Linked DNA regions of Mus musculus: region 1 is linked to region 2. Evidence: chromatin loops called from intact Hi-C (ENCODE). Cell type or tissue: gastrocnemius. All regions are shown on one strand. Each heading gives the region's core, and the rest is flanking DNA. Links, peaks and the distances in the headings are about the cores only.

The links. Peaks named below come from ENCODE experiments on the same cell type or tissue, not always from the same donor. Only the 100,000 strongest peaks of a DNase experiment are listed, where the experiment ranks them.
Region 1: a loop joins it to region 2, with 2.4 times the contacts of the local background. A loop is called at or near these places in 1 of 42 quality-filtered maps.

What each region holds. Positions count from the first base shown.
Region 1 is chr15:79,531,743-79,537,120 of GRCm38, reverse strand. Ddx17 (DEAD box helicase 17) reads left to right here. Exons shown (of 13, transcript NM_001040187.1): 10 at 63-124; 11 at 1,105-1,164; 12 at 5,207-5,378. Among named protein-coding and RNA genes, the nearest start is that of Ddx17, 12 kb to the left of the region's middle. In gastrocnemius, for the core only: no CTCF peak of the experiment used is centred there; no DNase peak of the experiment used is centred there; H3K27ac peaks cover 1,816 bases.
Region 2 is chr15:79,745,853-79,751,230 of GRCm38, reverse strand. All of the region lies in intron 3 of Gm16576 (predicted gene 16576), which reads right to left. Among named protein-coding and RNA genes, the nearest start is that of Gm16576, 5.8 kb to the right of the region's middle. In gastrocnemius, for the core only: a CTCF peak has its summit at 3,015; DNase peaks (open chromatin) are centred at 776 and 3,000.

The DNA.
Region 1 (5,378 bases), core at 228-5,227, 210 kb after region 2:
ATGAGAATTTGTACTAATATTTCTTTTGGAAAGATCTCTAACATATAATATTCTTCTGATAGTTGGCCTGCTATGTGTATCCATGGAGACAAGAGTCAACCAGAAAGAGATTGGGTACTTAATGGTAAGAACAAAACTGAGCTGCTACTTTTTTTTGAGATAGGATTTCACTGTGTGGATCAGGCAGGCCTTGAACTCAAAGAAATCCACCTACCTCTGCCTCCCGGGTGTTATCTGGGAATAAAAGTATGTGCTTCTATGCCTAACACAATAAAGGCTTTTGACAACTGTCATCTTAGCCACTGCATGTGTGCCTCCCCCCAACCAATTTATAAAGGACCAGATAATTAGATTAGTTTGGGAATGGTTTCTACAAAAACAAGTGCTCATAGACGGTATTGTAGATATGACCTGGGTGCATCTCCAACAACAGTTTTATTTGCAAAAATAAGTATTGTACTAGATTTTATTTGTAGACCAAATTTCACTCAGCCTCGTTCTAGTTAATTGAACTCTAGATATTTTCAATACATCTCCAGAGTTCTTGAAAGTCCATAATATAAATAAAAATAAGTCTCTTCAGATGACAGGAGCTGTGGAGATGGCTCCGCCATAAGAGCATGACCTGCTCCTTGAAGGCCCCATCACCCATGCTGGTGGCTTACAGCACCTGTCATCCTACCTCCAAGGGGGGTCTATGGCACAGACACACGGAAACATTAAGCTGCCATTTATTTGTTTATGCGGCACAGTCTTCCCCCCCACCCCACCCCAGAAACAGGGTTTCTCTGTGTAGCCCTGGCTGTCCTGGAACTAACTCTGTAGACCAGGCTGGTCTCGAACTCAGAAAAATGCCTGCCTCTGCCTCCCAAGTGCTGGGATTAAAGGCGTGCACCACCATTCACTGCCCAGCTGCAAAGTTTTTAAAAAATGCTTAAAATACTTTTCTTTGATTAAAATGGGTGTGGTATATGATATTTCAAGGTACAAAGCCAATGTTCTGAGAGGTGTGGCTGGGGAGGTCATTTTCCTTTGGTCATTGTCATTCACAGATGTTTTTTAGCCTCAGTTCCCTAACTTGGCACCTTTCTGTTTTTCTTCCAGAGTTCCGATCTGGAAAGGCTCCTATCCTCATTGCCACGGATGTAGCCTCCCGTGGGCTAGGTTTGTATAGATAGGTGTCTCTATCAGTGCTTTGTTTATCTTTTGGTTTAAAAAATTTTTTTTGTCATGTCAGATTTGCAATTGTATGTACATGAGTCTAGTTAAAAGAGGGTATAAGTGTGATTTTTTTTTTTTCCCTCCCTGCAACTTTCTTTTAACCTTCATGGGGGTTTTATTATTATTTTGGGTTTTCTGTGGTTCCCACCCCGTTTATTTTCAAAGTTCCGTCTGGCTCCTAGCAGTCTTTGGTCTGTAACAAGGCTTAGACATGACTATTAAATTACAGTTTTATGGCTGGATAGAAGGAGCCTAATTAGACCTAGCCATCAGAAGCTGGTTTCTTTAGTTTTCCCTTATACTAGTCTGTTTACTATAGAAACAGGGAGACCACTTCATGAACATTCACTCAGGGGTTTTGATTGCTCTCTATATAATGTCATTCTATTCAGTCTGCATTGCCCAGTATTACTTCAGTAATATGATTGTCAGTTATCCCTCCCTTTACCCGTTGTTTGGCCTTAGACATGTTTTCCGGTTTAGAACTTGATCTGAAGATAATCTGAAGTTTTCAACTCCTGCTTTAAAATACATACAGATAGCCAGCCTATGACACGCTGACCCAGAATGTTTACATGTATAAGGATTATCTGGGTGTGGTAATACACACCTTTGATCCCCACACTTGGGAGACAGAGGCATGGTTTCCTTAGTTTGAGGCAAACCTGGTATGCATAGTGAGTTGTAGACCAGCCAGGGCTACACTGCTAGGCTCTGTCTCCAGAAAAAGATTTCTTACAGCTAGGCATGGTAGTATATGCCTGTAAATTCCAGCACTTGGAAACCTTAGGCAAGAGATTCATTTGTTTGAGGGCAACCTACGTTAAATAGCAGGGTCTTGTTTTAGAGAGCTGGGGTGATTTCTGTTGGGAGGGAACCATTATTGATGTGTTTAATTTCCTGCTGAGTAAGGTGAGAAGTACCAAGTTTCCCTGTGCAATTTAACATAGAGATGATAAGTATTGAAATGAGTTCAGCAGTGATGGAGCCTTTTTATCCATTCAATTTTACTCCTCCTTGAGGTAGTGAGTGACCTGCAGCCATGGTGGGAAGTTGTCTCTTCCTTCCGAGGTCATCTCTGGGTCTGTGCCCTTAGAACCGGGGCCTGGGAGAGGAGGCAGAAGCCTGAAAGCAATTTACATAAAAAGCTTTCAGTAATGGTGGTTTTTAAAACAGGCTTGCTATGTGCTGGTAGCTTCTTTGTGCATCTTGCCTAGACAATTAAAAATTTGTTCTGTCCTTTTGCATATTTTAAAATCAATTGGCTACCATTAGAATAACTTAGACTCTTCATCCCACCCTCCCTCATTCAAGTGAGGGAGAGGGAAGGTGCCTGAGTCTGTTTCTTGTTACTCAACATCAGTGCTTGTTTTGGGCCCCTTTGTTTGCTGCCTTGTAAAAATCAAAAGGAGGGAGAAAACCCACCACAAATGGCAGAATTCTGACCAAGGTCCTCCAAGATCCTGGAAAGTGAAGGCTTCTACCTCAGACAGGGGTGCTATTTTCAGCTGAGTCACCAGGCCTTTTTTCACTTCTGTGGAGCGATGGTCTCTTAAATGATCCCTTCAGGTAAGTTCTTTGACTCCCATAGTTCCTAATAGTCATCTTGAGGTGACCACTGTTCCCTTTCCACTGGGATATTTTTTATTTTGCTTTTTTCTTTTTTTTCTTTTTCTTTTTTTTTCTTTTTTTGTTTAAACTACACACTGTTGAACTAAAAGTATTGAATTTATTTCATTTTGTTTTTTAACAGAAGCTTTGATATCAACTGCAGATCACTCAGTACATGGCTGAGGCAAATCTCCATTGGCCCGAAGCCACTCTAGATGAGCCTGCTGACTCTCCCAGTTAGTGAGTGGAGTTTCAGGCCATGGCATAGGGCTTTCCAAACCACATGTTCTCCCAGGCCAGGGGCCAAACATATAACTTTGCATTTCTTACCCTGCTACAGCATCGTCTATAAAGACAGCAAGATAATATTGTGGCAGTGCACCAGTAACCTCAGGGCAGCCTGGGCTGGAGAAACCCGATTCTAGGCTTGCTCTTAGGTGGCCTTCAGTCAGCTGTGCACACACAGGACACCCTTCTAGCATGAAGAACTTTTGCACCGTGTCCACCCCTTATCGAGCCCCTCCAGAAGTACTCCCAGCTGTTAGCCTCTGAAGCCCCAGTGCTTGCTGCTTGGAAAGCACGCTTCCGTGCATCCAGTGCAGTAACTCAGCGTGCTCTGTGTCCATGGCCACTCAGTGCGAGTGACTGCGGAGCATTAGTGAAGCTTGAAGAAGTGCTCATGGAGTTAACCCCCGCCCCGCCCCGCCTCACCCTTCCATCCTTGCCCCGTTATATTTTTTTCTTGTGGCATCAACGACCCAAGCCGGAGACTCAAGCTGCCCCCTGTGATAAGTGCCTTCTCGTCTTTCTGGTGTGATTCAGGACTTTAGGGGTCAGTAAAGACTGAGGAGCCTTTATCGTAATAAGAAACAGACATAATGCCCCTACTTCACATGCCCCTAACAACAGCTGAATTTTTTTAAAAATCATCTCCCCCTTACCCCTGAAATTAATCCAGTCTGGGCAATAGATGCAGTCTGACCCTTTGGATGTAACTTTTTTTTTTTTAATTTTTCTACAATCACCCCAATTACCTTGGGGAGGCGTTGGAGGACCTGAAATTTTTACCTGAACCCAGGTTCTCCGGCGCTTGGCAACCAAATGGGGCTACAGAGAAGCATCTAAGCCAGTTCACAGAGCGAGCGTGTGTGGGGACTTCTCACTGCCACGGACCCTTGATGCATGCTCCCCGCGCTCCAGTGGTCCCGTGTCAGAAGGCGGAGTTTTCGAAAGGAGGCCGCCAAATATAAAAGGCAAAGAGACGGGATCGGCTGCAGCGGTTTCCCAAAGGAGGAGGGAGTGTGCATCGGTCTGGTAACAAACAGAGAATGTTTTTTAATTATTTCTATCACAGAAATCTGTGTTTTATCTAGGATATTTTCGGAATATTCTTTGTAAAATGCAGATTTTTTTCCACCAAAAATTAGGATTCTGTTACTAAATTTGCTTGTTAAGTAGGTTAAAAAAAAAAACTACATTTAGCTGAAAGCATTACACTAACATTTGCATACTTGTAAGTTTTAGGGGTTACTCAGCCCAACTCCTAGCCATGTACAGAATATTATATGTGTGTCTCAAGGTTTCATGGTTTTCCCCACAGTCTTTGGCTATTGAATCTTCAGGTCACATAGACAATCTGATTGTTGATACAAGTACTAAGTTTCCAATAACCTTGAGTTGAGTGGAAAAAAACCTCATTTGAGAAGCTGGGCTTGGCAGTAGAGTGAAATTTTAGTGTAATGTGTTCTTGTGATTGAAAAGGGAAAGGTAATCTGGGTGTTTACACAAAGCAAAATAGGTGTGTATTTTGGCTTTGGTTTGCTTTTTAAATACAAGAGCAAGACAGAATCTAACTGTTGAGTCTGAGGATGTAGTGAGTAGATGAAGTGCCTTTCCGTGCTGCTCTGTGACTGGTCTGAAGGTAAGTTGGTTGTATTGTTGGTAGACTGTGCCAGGCTTCTCCCAACAGAGTAAAAGTGATTTGGCCCTGCACTTTAATGGTGGTTACTAAGTTCTTCTACATTCTAGCTTCGAAAGGGGGTGGCACTAGATTTTGTCATTCTGAACTCTGGTCTCAGTGTAGCTCCTGTCAGCATATCATTACAGAAGAGGCAGGAGTTTGGGGTATTGGAGGGAGCTCCCATAGGGTAATCACAAACCAAGATGCAGGGCCTGCCTGTGTCCTGAGTGGCACTGATCCTCTTTTACTCTGTTGGGATGAGTCTTTTTTTTGTACCTACTCAGGGCAGTTACTAACTTCATCTTCTCCCCTCTTGCTGTCATCTGCATTCGTGCTCTCCACCTCTTGGCATGTCTTTACCTTCTCTTTCTCTGCCACATCAACCTACACAATGTCTCCTCATTGACGTGGAAGATGTGGAAGATGTCAAGTTTGTCATCAACTACGATTATCCAAACAGCTCAGAGGATTATGTTCACCGTATTGGCCGAACGGCCCGCAGCACCAACAAGGGCACTGCCTATACTTTCTTTACCCCGGGCAACCTGAAGCAGGCTAGAGAGCTGATCAAAGTATTGGAAGAGGC
Region 2 (5,378 bases), core at 260-5,259:
TAAAAAGTTTTTGAAATAAGGCTGGATGTAATGGTACAAACTTTTTTTATTAGATATTTTCTTCATTTACATTTCAATGCTATCCCCAAAGCCCCCTATAACTTCCCTCCGCCCAATGGCACAAACTTTTAATCTCAGTATTTGGGAGGTAGAGGGAGGTATACCTGTGAATTTGAGGATAGCCTGACACACTAAAAGTCCCCCACAATTAACCTTCACACTAACTCTACAAAGTCATCCTTTGGAACAGGAGAGATTTGACAAGGGCCCATATGATTAACACACCAGTTTATGGGATTCTCCATGTTATGAGCCCCCACACTTATGAGGCCTGTCTAGCAGGGCTGAGAAAACCATTGAACCCAGGGAAGGTCCTTGTTGGTCCTCTGAGGTCTGAGGCAGAGGTCCGGTGACTTCCATTAGAACAGCCTCATGGTCATTGCTAGCTCAGCCTGCTGCTGCTAGATGCTTAGAAGATACATCCCAAGGACTGGAAGATGGCTTTGTTTGTTTGTTTGTTTGTTTGTTTTGTTGTTGTTGTTTTGAGACAGGGTTTCTCTGTGTAGTCCTGGAACTCACTCTGTAGACCAGGCTGGCCTCAAACTCAGAAATCTGCCTGCCTCTGCCTCCCAAGTACAGGGATTAAAGGCATGCGCCACCACGCCCGGCAGAAGATGGCAATTTTAACAAGCTAACTGCAGGAACTGTCCAGCCCCTTCCTGGCTCTGGGTCCACACGCCCAGTCAGTGTCTGCTCACCAGGCACCCTCAGCCTGTCAGGCAGTGTGTTGTCAGCCAGGCATGGGCCAGGGCCTACTTCACAATCAGGAGCCTCCTCCTACTCCCAAAGACTGCCAGCGCTGAGTTTCCTGTCAGTGGAGACACCAGGGTGCACCGCTCCATCAGCTCTCAAGACAAGCATTTAAAAAGAAGTTAGGAGCTGGGCGGTAGTGCGTACCTTTAATCCTAGCAGAGACGGGCAGATCTCTGTGAGTTCGAGGCCAGCCTGGTCTACAGAGTTCCAGGACAGCCCAGGCTACACCAAGAAACTCTGTCTCAAAGAAGAAAAAAAAGAAAGAAAGAAAAAGAAAAAAGAAACTAGACCTATGTATTTTATGTGTGATTGTTTTGCCTGCATGTATGTATGTATGTATGTATGTACACTGTGTGCATGCTTAGTCCTTACACAGGTCAGGGGATGGCCTGGGATGCCCTGGAACTGGAATTACCGGGGACTGAGAGACAGCAAGGGAAAGACCAGCGCCTTCCTAGCTCACGAGCCTCACATTGCACTAGAGTGGTTCTGAGCAAGCCCAGGCTTCCTGGAACACTAACTGGGTGTGCTCAGCCACCCTGCTGTGTCCTTGGAGACCCCCACCCCAACCTCTTTCTTGCATACACCCACACCAGCCCCTCTCTCCTTTGGTATTTTCTTCTAGACCATTTTGGCTGTCACTCTACTAATTAGCTGTCTTCTTCATCCTCCTAGAGAGGCCGGGTGCCCTGATCCTTGCCAGAAGACCTCACGACGGAGGGAAGAGACATTTCTAAGACCTCCGGGATCCTTCTTATTTCTAACTTCTAAACTTGTAAACTTACATCTTCTAAGTTCTAACTTACAACTCCTAAATGGCTCTGTCCAGGTCTGCGAAAGTTTGCAGGTCCAGCTTTGCTTCGGGACACTCCTGCTCACAGTCAGACCTGCCAATCACTGGCCAGAGCACAGCCATAGAGGACTGCAGACCTGCTGAGGCCTAGGGAGAGCACCACCACCCAGGGCTTGCCAAGCAGGCACAGGGAGGAGGAAGTGGTCTCAGTTTAGAGAAAAAGGAAACTTTGAGCACTCGCGCTCTGCAATACAGGGTGGCTCTCGGGGCTCGGTCTAAACTGATGCTTACAGAACCTTATAGTGAGGACACAGCACAGGCCTGAGGCACAGTGAGACCCAGGCACAGCTTCCGGGCATCTTCTCTAGGGCGGTTACAAGGTTCCTCAGAAACCAGCTGTGACAAGCCAGCTGCTGACTGGCAGGGCAGTCAGTGGACTCAGAGCCCTGGGTTTGTACTGAGGGCTGGCCCAGCTAACATGATGGGAATCTTACCCAGATCCAGCTTCTTGGAAGCACGCTAGGGCCAGACTTACCAGATACCAGGAAGAAGGGGACACTATAAGAGATGGGGCACAGGTGACCTTATCAGGGGTGTGTGTGTAGAGTGATGGCTGGATGAAGTCTATACTTAATAAGACCCCTTAGAGCATGAAGGTTGGGGGAGCTGGGAAGGAGGGTCTCTAGGGAGCTACAGGAATGTGGCACAGTATTGGAGAGAAGGGAAACCATAATGACGATCCTCTGGGGCTAAAGATGGCTGGGTGCTTAAGAGTGCTCACTGTACAGCTACGAGGACCTGCGAGTGGATCCCAGCACCCTCACATGAGTTGGGTGTGGTCGGAGTGTGGGCCTGTAACCCCACACAGTAAGGGAAGATGCCCGGAGCTTGCTGGCTGCCAGCTTAGCCGAAAGACACCAACAAGCTCCCATGTCAGGGAAAGGCCCTGTCTCAAAGGAACGAGCTAGAGAGCGGTCAGAAAACAACACGGGGTGTCCTCCTTTGATCTCACCATGGAATAGTTTGAGTCTGGGGAGGGATGCTGAAGAACGCCCACAGTCTAAGGCACATGCCCCGAAAGCAGGGTGGAACCCTCCTGATGAATAAGCATGGCCACCGTGGCCCCAGAACAAGGCTGTTGGGAAGACAGCTTTGAAAGAGAGGAGAGCAGAGGAGTGGGGCGGAATGGGAAGGGGACAGAAAAAGGAAGAGACTCTAGAGCGTTGTGGACAGACAGGAGTCGGGTGATAAGACAGCGGCCTGCGTGGCTGCATCTAGGCAATCAGTGAGCGGGCAACTCAGATGGACGCATGCGCAACAACCCCCGCCCCCTGGTAAGCCCTCCTTCCCAGGTGGCAGCTCCTGACCACTGAGCCATAAAACCTGGAGCCTCTGGCCACCTGGAGGTCTTGTATGGAACTGCAAGCTGTGCTGCCTACAGTGTGCCCTGGGCATGCTGGCAGAGAGGGCGGACTGGCTGACAGCGCTGAGCAGAACATAGAGCCACACAGGCTTTTGCAGCCCCTGTCCCACTGTATCCTGTGCCACAAAGACCAGCTACCCAGCCTGCCCACACCTGGAGGACTGCGGCTGGCCGGAAGTACAGTCCTGTACATATATATATCTATATCTCTCTATATATCATATATAGCTTGCTTCTCCTATGTTGGATGCTGGGGCGGGGGAGGGGCTCTTAACGTTCATCCTTGCTTAGAGAAGCAGGCAGGGCAAGCATATGAACATTGCTATGTCAATGCCTCAGTAGGTCCTCCTCCCCAGGCTTGAAGGACCTTCACACTGCCACTCTGTCCATAGCCACCTGTCAGCAAGAGGAAGGGAAAGGGGTGCTATCCCCATTTTGCAGGTAGGAAAACTGAGGCCAAGTAGCTGAAGCCTGGAGGGTAAGGACAGAAGTTTGCGGAGACAAGGGATTGATATTTGCTGGGGGCCTCCCAGGCCACGAAAAGGATAAGGTGGAGGTCTAGGCAGCAGGGCCAGGATGGGACTGAGGGCGATTCTGCAAGCTATCTTAGTGGGCTTGCTCCTTCCACAGCTGCCTATAACTGAGCTGTCCCCTCTTGTCCCTCTTCCCTTGGCTTCTCCTCTCAAACTTGGGACAGGTTTCCCAGCAGTTCCTTTGACCCTTCAAGTGTGGGTAGGTCATTGTGGCAGAATCCATGAAATTTTAAAGGTCAGTGGAAACAACAACTACTCCTCTCCTCTCCTCCTCACCATCATCTCCATTATAACCGCCATTATCGTCGTCCTCATCACCATCATCATCAGGAAGAAATAGATGTAATCAAGTTTGGAATATGTTTGCCTTTATATTAAAAACAGTCACAAACTGTATTTTTAGTATTTTGTTGATGGTTGTGTGTGCACTCGTGGGCGTGTGTTTGCATTTCTGTGCACGTGTATATGTGTGCACGTGCGCTTCTGTGTGCTTGCACATGTGTCCATGTGAGCACATGTGTGCATGTGTGCGCACTCATGCACATACTATCAGACTTGCCAGTGGAGAATGTGAGCACATGTGTGCATGTGTGCGCACTCATGCACATACTATCGGACTTGCCAGTGGAGAATGTGAGCACATGTGTGCATGTGTGCGCACTCATGCACATACTATCGGACTTGCCAGTGGAGAATGAGGCTGACCTCATGTCTTTCTCCAGCACCTTTCACTTTTTTTTTTTTTAAGACAGGGTTTCACTATGTTGCCCTGGCTGGCCTGGAACTCACTATGTAGATCTGGCTAGCCTCGAACTCACAGAGATCCTTCTATCTTTGCCCCCAAGTGCTGAAATTAAAGGTATACACTGCTATGCCCTGCTATGCCTTGTTTTTTGAGAGTCTCTCATTGGACCTGGAGCTCATAGATTCAGCTCAGCTGGCCGACCTATCTTCCTAGTCCTAGAGGGAGAACTTTTTAAAAATGCTATTGATGGGGGCTGGAGAGATGGCTCAGAGGTTAAGAGCACTGACTGTTCTTCCAGAGGTCCTGAGTTCAAATCCCAGCAACCACATGGTGGCTCATAACCATCTGTAATGGGATCTGATGGCCTCTTCTGGTGGGTCTGAAGACAATGACAGTGTACTAACATAAAATGAATAAAATCTTTTTAAAAAATGCTATTGAATTCTTACTAAGGGCCTGGTTATGGGGCTTGTTGTGGCCTGTGACCCAGCTGGGACTTATGTTTTATTACGATATGCTAAAACTGGTCAGTAGTCCATCCCTACAGCCTAGTGGCCTGTCCTGCCTGACATTGCCAGAGCGGGGCTGTAGTCAGTGCTATTGCTGACTAAATAGGTGCTCACTAAAAACGAACACAAACCCCATCACTGATAGCCTTGCCGGGGACCACACACTATACTAAGCTCATCCACACATCATTTACACATCCACTGTTCAGATGAGGACATCAAGGCTGACAAAAGTTAAATAACACGCCCACATTGTTCTTTCCGGAGGGTCTCTCAGGGCAGCTATCTGAAACCACTGGCCCCGTGATGTCACTGCGGCAGCTGCTGCAGCTGCTGTTTATGTCAGAGGGATGACCTCCCATCCTCCCACCATCATGGAGCAAAATGTCTGACCTGTACAGCCACAGACAAAGATGCTAATCCTGCCTTTGCCTTCCTTCTGGATGTCTGACCCATCCAGGCTATTCTTCTGAGGCCCATCCCAGAACAGAGAGCAAGGGGGTGTAGAGAGAAAAGGATGTGTGGAATGTGGGAGCAGGCATGGAAGCCACTGCTCTTCGTA